2 separate regions of the Homo sapiens genome follow, and region 1 is linked to region 2. The links are chromatin contacts, found by Hi-C or POLR2A ChIA-PET in ENCODE. All regions are on one chromosome and are shown on one strand. The core of a region is the stretch at or near the end of the contact, and the rest is flanking DNA. Distances in the headings are between cores, read along the strand shown.

Region 1 (6,757 bases), core at 1,116-3,615, 40 kb before region 2:
GTAATTTTCATTAAATATGATGACAGAAAAAAAGGGAAAATTGCTCTTAAGTTGTTATCATATGCAATATCCTAGTCAAGTGATTTAAGGATATAGAAAGAAAATTTCAATACAAAAAATAATAATAAGCTAACAGAAAAAAAAAGTAGAATACATTTCATTTCATAATGAACAGCCTCAGGATGTATTAGAGACTCTTGGCATATCATCAGATTTCAGAATTGATTTCAGATTCCTAATGCACTTAGAGTAAAATGAAAACTTTTGGGTATCAACCTTAAAACTCCATTGGTTGGCTCCCAATCAGTTCTTCAGCCTCATCTTATCCCACTATGTATACTTTAGTCACTTTGTTCTTTCAGCTGCTCCTACATGGCAAATCATGGACTTCCTTATCTCAAGACCTTCACACAAGCTCTTTCTTATGATAACAGACTCTTCTCCTTAATCTCAGTTTAAATGTCACCCTTCAAAGAGGCCATTTCTAACACTATTAAAACTAGCTCCTGGCATGGTGGCTCAACATCTGTAATCCCAGCACTTTGGAAGGCCAAGGCTGGTGGATTGCTCGAGCTCAGGAGTTTGAGACCAGTTTGGGCAACATAGTGAAAGCCTGTTTCTATCAAAAATACAAAAACTAGCCGGCATGGTGGCATGTGCCTGTGGTCCCAGCCACTCAGGAGGCTGAGGTGGGAGGATTGCTTAGTCTGGGAGGCAGAGTTTGCAGTGAGCCAAGATCACGCCACTGCACTCCAGCCTGGGCCACAGAATGAGACCCTGTCTCAAAAAATAAATAAATAAATATGTATATATATATATTTTAAAAGTAGCTTCTCTTGTTCCATTACATGGCTCCTTGTTTTCTTCTTTCCCCTCTGTAACACTTATCACAGTGTTTAATTATGAGGCCATGTTATATTCTGAAGTATTAATTCGTGTTCTTTGTGAATTTTCCCTCCCATTCTGCTTCCTTCAGCCCACACCTTAGGAGTAAAAAAGGACTGAAAAATATCTGAAGGTCTTTGCTGTGCAGCAGAATGTTTTGGCTGCATGTTTTCACGTACATTTTTTTTTTTTTTCTCATCAAAGACCAGGCAAGATGGGGGGCGGGGAAAGAAGGAAGAGGAGTCTGAATGGCTTTATTGATTGGATAGGCAGAAGCAGAAGGAGAAAAGTCTGAAAGTGAAAAGGGAAGAAAGAACTTGCATTGTCAGAACTAGGAGTAGAGTGGAAAATATTCAGTGTGTGCTGTTTTGAGACTAGAAAACCAACGTGCCCATGCTCTGTGGACAACTGGTTCCATTCCATAGCCCTATACACTTGTAAGCACTCTAGATTTATGATATTTACACATTGTAGAGGACTGGATAATTTCTCAAAGATATTAATATCAGGTCCTATTCCCCAGAACCTGTAAATATTACCTTTTATAGAAAAAAAGGTCTTTTCAGATACAATTAGGTTAAGGATCTTGAAATGAGGCGATTACCCTGCATTATCTCAGTGGGCCCTAAGAACTCACAAGTATCCTTATAGAGGGAGGTGGGAGATTTGGCGCAGAGAAGAAGGTAATAACGTTACCATGGAGATAGAGATTGGAATGAGGTGGCCACAAATCAAAGAATGCTGCAGTCACCAGAAGCTGAAGGGAGCAAGGAACAGATTCCCCAATAGCACCTCTAGAGGGAGCACAGCCCTGTTGATGCCTTGGTTTGGAGCTAGTGAAACTGATTTGGGATTTTTGGCTTCCAGGGCTGTGAGATAATACATTTCTGTTGTTTAAAAACCACCGTGTGTGGTAATTTGTTATAGCAGCCATAGGAAACTAATATACACATAACGGAGTTAAAAAATCCTGTTACTGTGACCAGTGTGAACCTGAACAAAATCACTGGGAGCATTTCCCTTAGGCTGGGATAACTGATGGATATGTTACATTTATATGTATGTATTTATCATCATCATCATCCTCATCATCATCATCATCATCATCATCATCATGTTCTTACTTTCTACCAGATTATAACCCTTTTTTTTTGTTTACCACTCCATATCCAGGACTTAGCTCAGTAGCTGGCACATAATAATTTCTCTACAAATAATTGTTGAATGAAAGAAAAGCATTGCTAAAATAACAGCACAAATAGAAGGAAAACACAAACAATAAATGGTAAAAATAACTATGAGAAAGACTGCACCAGTAACTAAACTGAATAGTCAAATACCCATTACCAGCAATCTAAATAGAGATTTAGGTCAGTCTGATCCCATGTGTGGGAATGCTTCCCTCATTTAGAGACTTGCCGTTTAGCACCGACTGACTGTGAGTGTGTTCTGGCACTGACACACTATCAGCACAATCTCTTGTATGCTCAAAGCTCAAGTTGATCTATGAAGGAATGAGAGACCTGGTGCCCATTCTTGCAGGCTGAAATCACCAGGTGGGAATGTAGTTGTTCTAACCTGTGAACTATAGTTACCTGTGCTATTGAGATAGCACGATATTTCCCTGTTCTGCTTTTTAAATTAAAAGATCTCTTATTGTGAGCCAACTCAGAATGAAGGGGGGTAGAATACTGCCTTCTCAGTGTTGCAAAATATACCAGATCATGCTGCATTGTTTGTGCTCTTCTGAAAGTGACTGGGATAAAACAACATAAATGTACTTCTCTTGGCTTCTTCACAAATGTGAGTGAAGTGTCACATGATGTCATGCCGAGAATAAAAATTTTCAGCACTTAGAACTGAAATTTCAGCTTGCACTCCTATTTAATTATAACCTAAACAGTCCCCCACTCAGCTTCTGAGAAAGGTAAAGCATCTGCTAACGACTTCTAGGAATAGAGAGATTGTGAGAATAGCTTTACTTGAGGTCTCTTAGCTGGAATTAAGCTGGGGATCTGTGTGCCAGGCCTATAGGGGAACTGAAGACTGAGCTTCTGTCTTTCCCCTCTTCATGCAAGCATCTGCTCCCCTCTAAGGGCCAAGTGGCTTTAGAGAGTGCTTGTGGACCAGGGCTGTTCAGTTAGCCGGGAATGCAAAGTGCCTGGTGCAAACTGGAATGATGCAGATATGGAACAATTCAAACACATTCAAACCAAACTCTTCACACATCTGCAGTGGTGAATTAGAGTACTGAGCCATTTGAATCAGAGTAAATTCCTTTTCAAAACCTTACTATCTTTAGAAGTGGTTTTTAACTTTTTAAAGGTCAAAGTCTCTTATGAGTAGTTAAGAAAAACAACTGATCTCTCTCCACCAAAAATTTACTTATGCAAACCCATAAAGGCTAAGAAAACTTGATCTTTTCTACATTGTACATGAAAGTACTAATTTATTAATGGCTAAGATATTTATTTACCTTAAATTATGATTAATAAGGCTAGACTGCCTGAGTTAGAATCTCTAGTTCTGCCATTTAGTAGCTATAGGAGATTGGGCAAGTTGCTTGATCTCTCTCTTCCTCAGTTTCTTCATTTGTAAAATGGGACTGATAATAATAACACCTACCACTGAGGATCATTACGGGTAAATAATGAATTCATTATGTAGAGTGCTTACAGCAGTGTCTGGCATTCAACAAATATATAGAGAGCTTTGACTATATACAGGGACTGTTCTAAGAATTGGGATAAGGCAATGAATACAAATTACTGCCATCATTGGAACATGCATTTTATTGTGAAACTTAAATCTTGCAGTGTAGTTCATAGCAATTAAAAAAACTTTTTATGTTTTCTCTTTGTTCCGACACAGATAAATAAGATCTTAATACAGATTTCCCCTCTGGGATGCTGTAGCTTCACAGAGCTCGAATCTACAGTTCTAATTTTTATTTCATCTTCATCCCACACCTGACAGCCATTCTGCATAAGTAATTTGGGCTGTGAGTACTTACTTTCAACTTGATATAGGTATTTATAAAATGTAAAAAAAGCCGATGGCAGGAAAACAATTTATTCTGTCCCATCCCTAAACTTTTATTCACTCATCTGTTATGCTTAAAAATCAATTAGCAATCTGTATACACTGTATAGACAATTTTATTTAGTTTTAACTGTAAAGCTAGGTAAATTCAGCTGCAATTTCCCACCAATGGTGCTCTAAGACAATGTTTGCATTTCAGAAGCAAATGAGGGCTTCTTTTCAGTATGCCATATTTTTTTTAAGTCCTCATGCTTATATTTTATCTTTCTATCCTTTTCTTTCCTGTTCCTCACCTGCCTCTCTCCCATCAGTACCAGTAAAATATCACCTTTTGGACTTTCTTGCTTTATAAAAATAAATAAATAATTATAGATTTAAGAGAAGTTGAAAAGTAATGTACAGGGACATCACATGCATCCTTTACCCAGCTTTCCCCAATATTAACATCTTACAAAATCATATTAAACCAGCGAATTGGAATTGGTACAATTCAGAGAGCTTACTCAGATTTCAGTGGGATTTGTTTTTAACATAACCAGTTATTACATTTGGTAAGCATCAGTTATGATTGCAGTAAAGGTTGAAATCCACTTTCTCACCTGCGTGCACGTGTGCACGTGTGTCTTTGGATGTGAGTTCATGTGTGCTTTTGTGTGTATCCATTGGGTTGTGTGTGTGACAGAGGGACAGAGAGAGAGAGGGAGGAAACACTCCTGGCCCTACTCTTTCATGAGACTGTGTTTCTGAGGAACAAATGAGAGAACATAATGTAAATACTGTTAAAAAAAACTATAAAGTACTAAATAAATAAAACATATTGTGTTAGATTTCTCATCTTTCCATTCAGAAAAAAATGTCTTATGAATAGGGTACACAGAGCATAGGTAGAGCCTACTCATCTGCCTCAGAGTGTAAGGCAGCATGTGTGTGTTGGTCAGGGGAGGGTTATATGGTACTCTCAGCAGAATCCCATTGGAAGACATAGAATCACATAGTCACAGACTTAGAAGGGACTTTGGGGCCAACCATTCCAACTCTGTACATGGTACTCATATTTTGAAATACTCTGATCAGGTGGTCTCCTAATCTCTGATTAAAACTTCAAATGATGAGCAAATTCTGCCTTATGATTTAGTCTTTCTCCATTTAGAGAGCTTTAAGTGTTTAAAAGCTCTTTATTATAATAAGATGACTACCCCATGACTTTTACACACTGGTCTTGGTTCTGCCATCTGGTGCCCCATACAATGGATGATAGCTGAAGACAGTCATCATTCCCCTAAATATTCTCTTCTCCACTATAAACAATTCAAGTCATTCTTTAACATGTTCCTCATATACAAGGTTGCTCTTCTCTGGGTGAGCTTATTTTTCTTTGCAAGGATGGAATGAGCACAATAGGGTGTGAGCTTAAGCCCAGGAGGCAGAGGTTGCAGTGAGCTGAGATCATACCACTGCACTCCAGCCTGGGCGACAGAGTGAGACCATGAGAAAGAAAGAAAGAAAAAAGAAAAGAAAAGAAAAGAAATGAAAAGAAAGAGGGAGGGAAGGAAGGAAGGAAGGAAGGAAGGAAGGAAGGAAGGAAGGAAGGAAGGAAGGAAGGAAGGAAGGAGGGAAAGAAAGTACGAACAGCACCCTCAAGAGCTGGACCAATCTCTTTCTGTGTTCTATACAAGATATTTATATCAGAGCCCCTACAATCACATTATGTTTTGTCCCCCTCCCTCAACTTGCTTTATATTCCTCTTGAAATCAACATTAAAATTCCCTAAAATTTTTTTCCCCAGGCTTTGATATTTAGTTGTTCCTCCCTGATTCTGCATATATGTAGCTAGTTTTTTTGGGCACAGGAGCAGGACTTCATGAAGATTCTTATTAAAATAGGCCTATTGTACCATTCTATTGAGACTTTTTATATCCTGACTCTATCACTAAATATATTTACGGTTGCCGCTGGCTCCACATTGGCTGCAACCCTTATAAATAGTCCTTGAGTTCTCTCTTAAAATTGCGGAGAAAACACTTGAGCATAAAAGGGTGAAAAGGAGATCATTAGAAAGCTATAAATTCTTACTGTAACATTTTGACCTCCTATTAATGTTAAATTTTAATTCAGCATTCAGTTGTAAGGTTTCACTGAGGATTGATATAAGAAGTAGCCATACACCAAAGGCCTCTGTATTTTCTATGGAATTGTATTAGGTGGTTCAATGTCTCATTTGTAACATTCCCATGGGAAATTTCTCTTGGTGCCTAGGGATAGAAAAAATTTTCTCTCCCAATGATTGCTGAGCTGACATGAGTTTCCATCTGTTTTTGACTTCTTAGAAGCTAGGAGGAAAAAATCAATTGTTCAATTGCTGTATTTTGTCTTTATTTTTATTTATTGATTTCCCCCCCTTTCCATCACACTTTATAACCTAACATTCCATGTTAATAGTTCTGTGTGTGTATATATATATTTCTGTCCTATTTAAAAAGTAAAGAAATTATTCCATGGACATTTAAACATCTGAAAAGACATCTGATGTGTTGTCCTGCTTATCTTTGATTGTTTGTCTAGTTTTATATTTTGCCTGCATTTAGAAAAAGGATATGTCATGGATCTGCCTAAATATATATATAATTTAAAGTTCAGAGAACTTATACTAAAGTAGTTAAGGTTTGCTTTAGCCCTCCAAAGCACTTCCTTTCATAATTTCTCAGTTTAGAATGGCATGTTCTGAAAATCTTCCATATTTAATCTCCTGAAATTGTACCTTATTTAAAGCCAAAAATATAAATCATTCAATCATTTGCTAATCTTTTCTTTTTTGGCCTTTCCATTACA
Region 2 (6,690 bases), core at 945-3,444:
GTAAATATCTTTCAGACACTGGGGTAGGGAAAGATTTCTGAAGTGAGATACCCAAAAAGCATATTTTAAACAAGAGCAATGTGAGCATTTAAAATTGAGAATTTTATTCATGAAAGATACCTTGAAGACAAGTTACAAAGGAAGATAATATATTCACTATATAAACCACCCCAAAAAAACTACTAATAAGACTACATAAGAATATGTAAAAGCCCAAGTTAGTAGAAAAACACATGAAAGGATGTTTCACAGAAAAAGAAACACATATGGCCAAAAGGATATATTCAACAATCGACTGATCAAGTAAACACCAATGATAACTGCAATAAGACCCCATTGCATTGTACATTCCATTGGTGAAAATTTAAATGTCTCATATACAAGTGTTGGAGGTAATATGGATCCACAATTATACATTGTTTGACAGTGTATAAATTGGACTAATCAAGTTTGAAAACTGTTTGACATAGTCTCTTAAAGTTGAATATTCTTGGCCGGGCGCGGTGGCTCATGCCTGTAATCCCAGCACTTTGGGAGGCCGAGGCGGGCGGATTACCTGAGGTCAGGAGTTCGAGACTACCCTGGCCAACATGATGAAACCCCGTCTCTACTAAAAATACAAAAACTAGCTGGGCATGGTGGCACATGCCTGTAATTCCAGCTACTGGGGAGGCTAAGGTAGGAGAATTACTTGAGCCCAGGAGGCAGAGGTTGCAGTGAGTCGAGATCATGCCACTGCACTCCAGCCTAGCCAACAGAGAGAGACTCTGTCTCAAAAAAAAAAAAAAAAAGTTAAATATTCTTATACTTCATGACCCAGAAATTCCACATGTACACAAATACCCCAGAGAAGCCTTGGTCATCTAACCAGAGACACATGTATGTTAATAGTAGTACCAACCAAGATAGTGATAACCTGGAAATAACTCAAATGTCCATCTATAAGAGACAGTGATTTTATAAACTGTGATATCTTCACACAAAGGAATATTACACAGCAGCTAAAGCGAATGAACCACAACAATGCAAAAATTATGGAATCTTAGCAGCATTATAGTAAGTGAAAGAGAACATTCCCCAAATATTTCAACAGTATGGTTATCTCTTTATAACATTTTAAACAAATAAAATTAAAATAAATATATTTTAGGAAAAAATACTGCAATCAGACTATATACAAATAAAGCAAGGAAATAATGAAAAAAGCTGGGATCAGTTTTCAGCCCTAAATCTATATTTCCCTATGAGACAAAAAAAGGAAGAAAGGAAGGAAGAGAGGGAAGAAGAAAGGAAGAGAGTAAGCTAGTAATCGCCTTACATATATTTGAATTATGAATGATACTAAATTCATTTCTTTTTACATGCAAATTACCCCCAGGGAATAACAGCAAACTGGCTTAAAAATGTCTATTTGTAACTTAACATTCATTTTAGATGACTTGTACAAATGAACTTCTTTCTCTCCATTTTTGTTGGCAACATTCAAGCAAGAAAAGGTTAAATGACTTGTGCACTGGGAAGAAAAAAAAAAAAAACAGTTGTCATCCGTGGTGCCAAAAATAGAAGTTCTGATTTCCAGTCCTGTGATCTCAACAGAAGACAGAATGTTCACTCTATCTGACTGATACAAAATACAACTTCTCCAAGGACTCTATTATTTTGAACTACTGTGTAAGTACATGTAATTATAAGCTTCTGGAAATACGCACTGTTTATTTTATCATTTGTAATAGCAAATAGAAAGGCTTGGGCTGAGCATTTACCCAATAATGACACTAACAGCCTTCAGAGTCATTATAGATGATTTTTAAGGGTCTGTTTAGATATCCTTAAGATCACTGACCCATTAGTGCAATTATAGTTTAAGATGGTTCCTGTACTTGCTGCCAGAAAGTGACAAGTTGATGTTACAAACACTCTCTACACATCATTAAAAATGTGTCTTTACTCAGAGAAAGCTGCAGAAATAGAACTATAACTATACTTTAAAATTCTGTTCCCCATGGGTGATGTAGTCATTCTCTTTTTGTAATTCCTCTGATAAAATGATAAATTATATTCTCAGAAAATTGAATAAAACAAGTGTGTCTGGAGTTTGTTCCTGCTGGTGGGTTTGTGGTCTCGCTGACTTCAAGAATGAAGCCATGGACCTTTGCGGTGAGTGTGACAGCTCTTAAAGGTGGCACAGACCCAAAGAGTGAGCAGCAGCAAGATTTATTCTGAAGAGAGAAAGAACAATACTTCCACAGTACGGAAAGAGATCTGAGCGGGTTGCTGCTGTTGGCGGACGTGGCCAGCTTTTATTCCCTTATTTGTCCCCGCCCATGTCCTGCTGATTGGTCCATTTTACAGAGTGCTGATTGGTCCATTTTACAGTGTGCTGATTGGTCCATTTTACAGAGCACGGATTGGTCCATTTTACAAACCTCTAGCCACAGAGAGCTGATTGGTGAGTTTTTACAGAGTGCTGAATGGTGCATTTTACAAACCTCTAGCTAGTCACCCAGCACTGATTGGTGTGTTTTACAATCCTAGCTACAGAGCACTGATTGGTGCATTTTACAATCCTCTTGTAAGACAGAAAAGTTCTCCAAGTCCCCACACGATCCAAAAGTCCAGCTGGCTTCACCTCTCACAAGTACATTTATTCTGTAGTATTATTTTTATCAATTTAAAAATCTTCATAGTACTTGTCTTTCTTACCCCATTCACACAGTCTCACACAGTTACATATTCCAAGTATCCATACATGCTCAGCCTTTCATGTAGATGCAATCTATGTGAAGAAAAACATAGATTGCTTGCTATGTAACTATAGATTCACAGAACCGGAAGGATCACAGGAGACTGACTACCTAGTGGAGCAGTGTTTCTCAACTGATATTATAGACCTTATTAATTAGTCTTTATTTGGGGGTAGGAGGGGGTGGGATAGAGAGGAGATATCATGGACACTAGAAAATCTAATGAAGTTTGTGAAGTTATCCCAAGAAAAATCCACTCATGTGTGTAAATGTTCATATCATTTATTTATTTGTTTGCATTTGTCATTGAGTTATTTCACATTTTACAAATAATTATGTGACTCATTTTTCTTGTGAAAATTGATGACCTCTTTCTAAATAAAACATAAATGCAAATTACTAACCAAATCATATAAAAAAAGAAAACATATATTCTGCTTAAAATAGTTTTCAATGAGAAGGCTGTTTTATTTGGCTTAGTAAGAAGTTAAAATTTAGGCTACTCTGGAACACTTTGCCTATGGGATAGCCCTGCTGTGTCTATGGAGCAGCCCAAAAAAAAAAAAAAAAAAAAAAAAAAAGGAAGAAGTTAAAATTTAGACTGAGCCTTCCTTTATAGGAAAATATCGGTGTTATTTTTAGTATCCAAACAATTTTTCATCTGTTTTAATAGCACTATGTGCTCAAAGTTGCAGCTCACACAGCTTTCAGTATCAAACAGAATTAAATTCCCTATCAGTCGGAGCAGAGCAGACGTTTATCAAGACACCTGAGCTTTCTCCAAGCTACTTCAGGGTGAATTCAGGTTCTATGAAACCCTTTGTCCTCAAGTCAAATGAAATTATTTTTGGAAAGCTTAGTGTCAACAATGCAGCCTTAGTCAGCAAGGGAAGATGTTTGAATGCTTTCAATTTTATGTAGTCTAAGCAGAAATAACCTTTAAAAGAGTTTTGTAGTCTTTACAGATGTTTGTAGATCTTCTCCATGGATAAACTGACATGTCTTTCTCATTTTCAACTCCCTTGCCCTCACTAAAGTCTTTCTTTCAGCACTTTCATGTCAATGGAAAGGTCACAAGATTTTACCTGTAATTTCTTCCTCCAAAATGACAGTTGTTTCCAGAGCCACCCTACTAGACCAGAAAATCTGAAATTGAAAGACTAGCCTCATTTTTTTTTGACCTAACATCTACAAAGAAGTCCATCCATGAATAAACCTCTCTTGTCAAATTGTTTTAAGATTCAGCTCTCTTTTACTTAAAAAATAGATAAAATGAAATTTCTGACCCAAGTTCAGCCAAGTGCATTAACACTTATTCATTGGAAAGCCAAAAAACTTCTGATAGTAAAAATAATACATTTTGCTTCATTCCCAAATAAAAACTTTTGAAACTCTAGATTTCTGGCTATGTCTGTGAAATTATTTTAACAGAGCAGGCAAAGCATCTTTTTAGAATAATTATCAGTGTCTTTCACACGAATGCATGCTGATGGTGAGGGCAATATGTCTCTATGAAAAGTGGAACCTCTGTCTTCACCAGATTAATTACGCTGGATCTTGCATAAAGAAACTCCATATGTACTCCATATGTACTTGCAGTATCAAGATTTTTGTTCCATTAGGAGTTTTGCTTGATAAACTCTGTTGGGAGGAGGCAACGCACACACACACACACACACACACATACACACACACAGACACACACACACACATCGACATTCAGGTGAGAGATAAAAATCAGAGTTTTACTGAAACAATCATAGTTTTCACTCAGTTGCATGCCAAATGGGAATGCCACAGCTGTTATTTTCACTATAACTGGCTTTGAAATATTGGCAAAATACCAGAGTTCAAGAGTAGGTTCTATCAAGTGAACAGAGGTGCTATTAATTTTTTTTATTCTAATCAACCAACCAGCTCAAGCATTTCTAGAGTACTTGAAATGATAAAGCTTTCTCCAGTTATTTATGGTTTCTTTTGATTGGAAACATGTCAAAAGTTTCATGTTAGTGCAAATATAAGTTTTGGTAAATTTCCATCCTTTTAAAATTGAACTTCTTCTCCAGGGGAAAAAAATCTATATTGTGTGATTTATTTTCAGGATGCTCAGAAATAAGCTTTCTTGACTTCATCCTATCATTGGCAGGAAACTTATCACACAAGAAACAGTCTGGCTTTTGTGTCCCATCACATTTAGCAATGCAAATAAAATCAAAGGAAATGTAGGAGCCATCAGCTTTCTTTTCTCTGACATTTGCCAACTTAAGCTAAGTTTAATGTGAACAGAAAGAGATATGCACAAACATAATGTCAGATGCATTTTCATTAATTCTGATGAATGCAATGCCATTCCAGATGTCATTGTGCAAGGATAGTAACTTTGTGTGAAAAAATACATGCTACTCTGTCCATGTTTAAAGGAAAACATTAAAATATTTTAAAACAATAAAAATATTAAAACATTAAATACATTAAAAAAATATTTTACCATGAACAATTTTTTGCACAAAAAGCAAAGAAAACAAAATAAAGCTAAGTTATATATATATATATATGTACACACACATATATATATGTTTGCTCTTACTTAACCTACAACATAAAGTCTGTATATGATCTTTAACTAAAATATCCCTTTTATAACGTGATCTGAAATACAGCATCTAATCTCTGCTGTTGTTATATAGGAAGTTTCCTGTATTACAAATGAGCCCATTTGTAATAGTTGGGTATTTCTAGTTATCCTTGGTTATCTGGTTATCCTTGGTTATTCTTCCATTTTTCATCCAGTGTTCTGGCATGGTTAATTCTCTTGCCATTTATCCCATCAACTATTGGGTGGTAAATCTTATGTTACACATTACTTTTCTCTTTATGTGGCTGAATATCACCAAGTTCTTAACTTCTTGTCATCTAACAAGGTATCCAGATCTCTTTCTATGCTGGTTGCCTTTTTCTACAACCACTACAATGTGTTAACATCTATCTGAAAATTTGGAGCCATCCATTTAAAAATATTGCATTTTTTGAATGATCAAGAACTACATACATAGGTACATATTTTATTGAATATATAGGAGTGAAATTATATAAAGAAATGCAATGCTAATGGTTTCTCTAAATATTCTTTTGGATTTTTACATATACGATCATATCATCTGTGAGTAATAACAGTACTATCATTTTTCTTTCATTCTTTTTTTTTTTTTTTGAGACGGAGTCTCGCTCTGTCGCCCAGGCTGGAGTGCAGTGGCGGGATCTCGGCTCACTGCAAGCTCCGCCTCCCGGGTTCACGCCATTCTCCTGCCTCAGCCTCCCAAGTAGCTGGGACTACAGGCGCCCGCCACTACGCCCGGCTAATTTTTTGTATTTTTAGTAGAGACGGGGTTTCACCGTTTTAGCCGGGATGGTCTCGATCTCCTGACCTCGTGATCCGCCCGCCTCGGCCTCCCAAAGTGCTGGGATTACAGGCGTGAGCCACCGCGCCCGGCCTTTTCTTTCATTCTAATACTTACACCTATTTTATGTTTTTCTTGACTTATTTTAGTAGCTAGGCCATTCAGAATAATAGTCAATGACAATGGTGATTCTTAACTATTATTTCTAATTTTAGCTTTTTATCACTTAATCCATCAAAATTTTTACAATAGCTACAATTTCTTAATCGTCAACTCTTTAAGCTAGGCACTGTATTAGTCAAGGTATGTAATCTGCTATCTCATTTTATTTAATCTTTCTGACAATCCTATGTAGTTATTATTGTCTTATTTTATCTTAAAAAAGAGAATAAGCAAAACCAAGATCACAGAAATTAAGTAACTTGGCACTAGATTACAAAATGATGTGGTCAAGCAAGGATGTGAATCCAGATTTGTCACCATCCATTGCCAATATTCTTTCTGCACTTTTCCATTATATTACAATAAGCTATGATTCAGTATCAGCT

The links. A loop is a pair of places that touch in the nucleus more often than their neighbours do. ChIA-PET counts read pairs that join two places held with the same protein, here RNA polymerase II (POLR2A). Pooled maps may share reads with other maps.
Region 1: a map of Right ventricle myocardium inferior shows a loop between it and region 2 (2.2-fold over the local background). The contact joins two enhancer-like sites. A Hi-C loop is called at or near these places in 3 of 168 maps with a recorded cell type or tissue (Right ventricle myocardium inferior, breast epithelium and upper lobe of right lung) and 3 of 50 pooled maps. POLR2A ChIA-PET finds 5 or more read pairs at or near these places in 1 of 52 experiments (OCI-LY7).

Annotation. Positions count from the first base shown.
Region 1 is chr12:80,835,871-80,842,627 of GRCh38, forward strand. All of the region lies in intron 4 of LIN7A (lin-7 cell polarity scaffold A), which reads right to left. Among named protein-coding and RNA genes, the nearest start is that of MIR617, 6.6 kb to the left of the region's middle. Within about 2 kb of position 2,366, at least 2 of the 41 ENCODE cell types and tissues checked have a DNase peak (open chromatin) inside an H3K27ac peak, as active enhancers do.
Region 2 is chr12:80,876,348-80,883,037 of GRCh38, forward strand. The region is part of intron 2 of LIN7A (lin-7 cell polarity scaffold A); the gene reads right to left. Among named protein-coding and RNA genes, the nearest start is that of MIR617, 47 kb to the left of the region's middle. Within about 2 kb of position 2,195, at least 2 of the 41 ENCODE cell types and tissues checked have a DNase peak (open chromatin) inside an H3K27ac peak, as active enhancers do.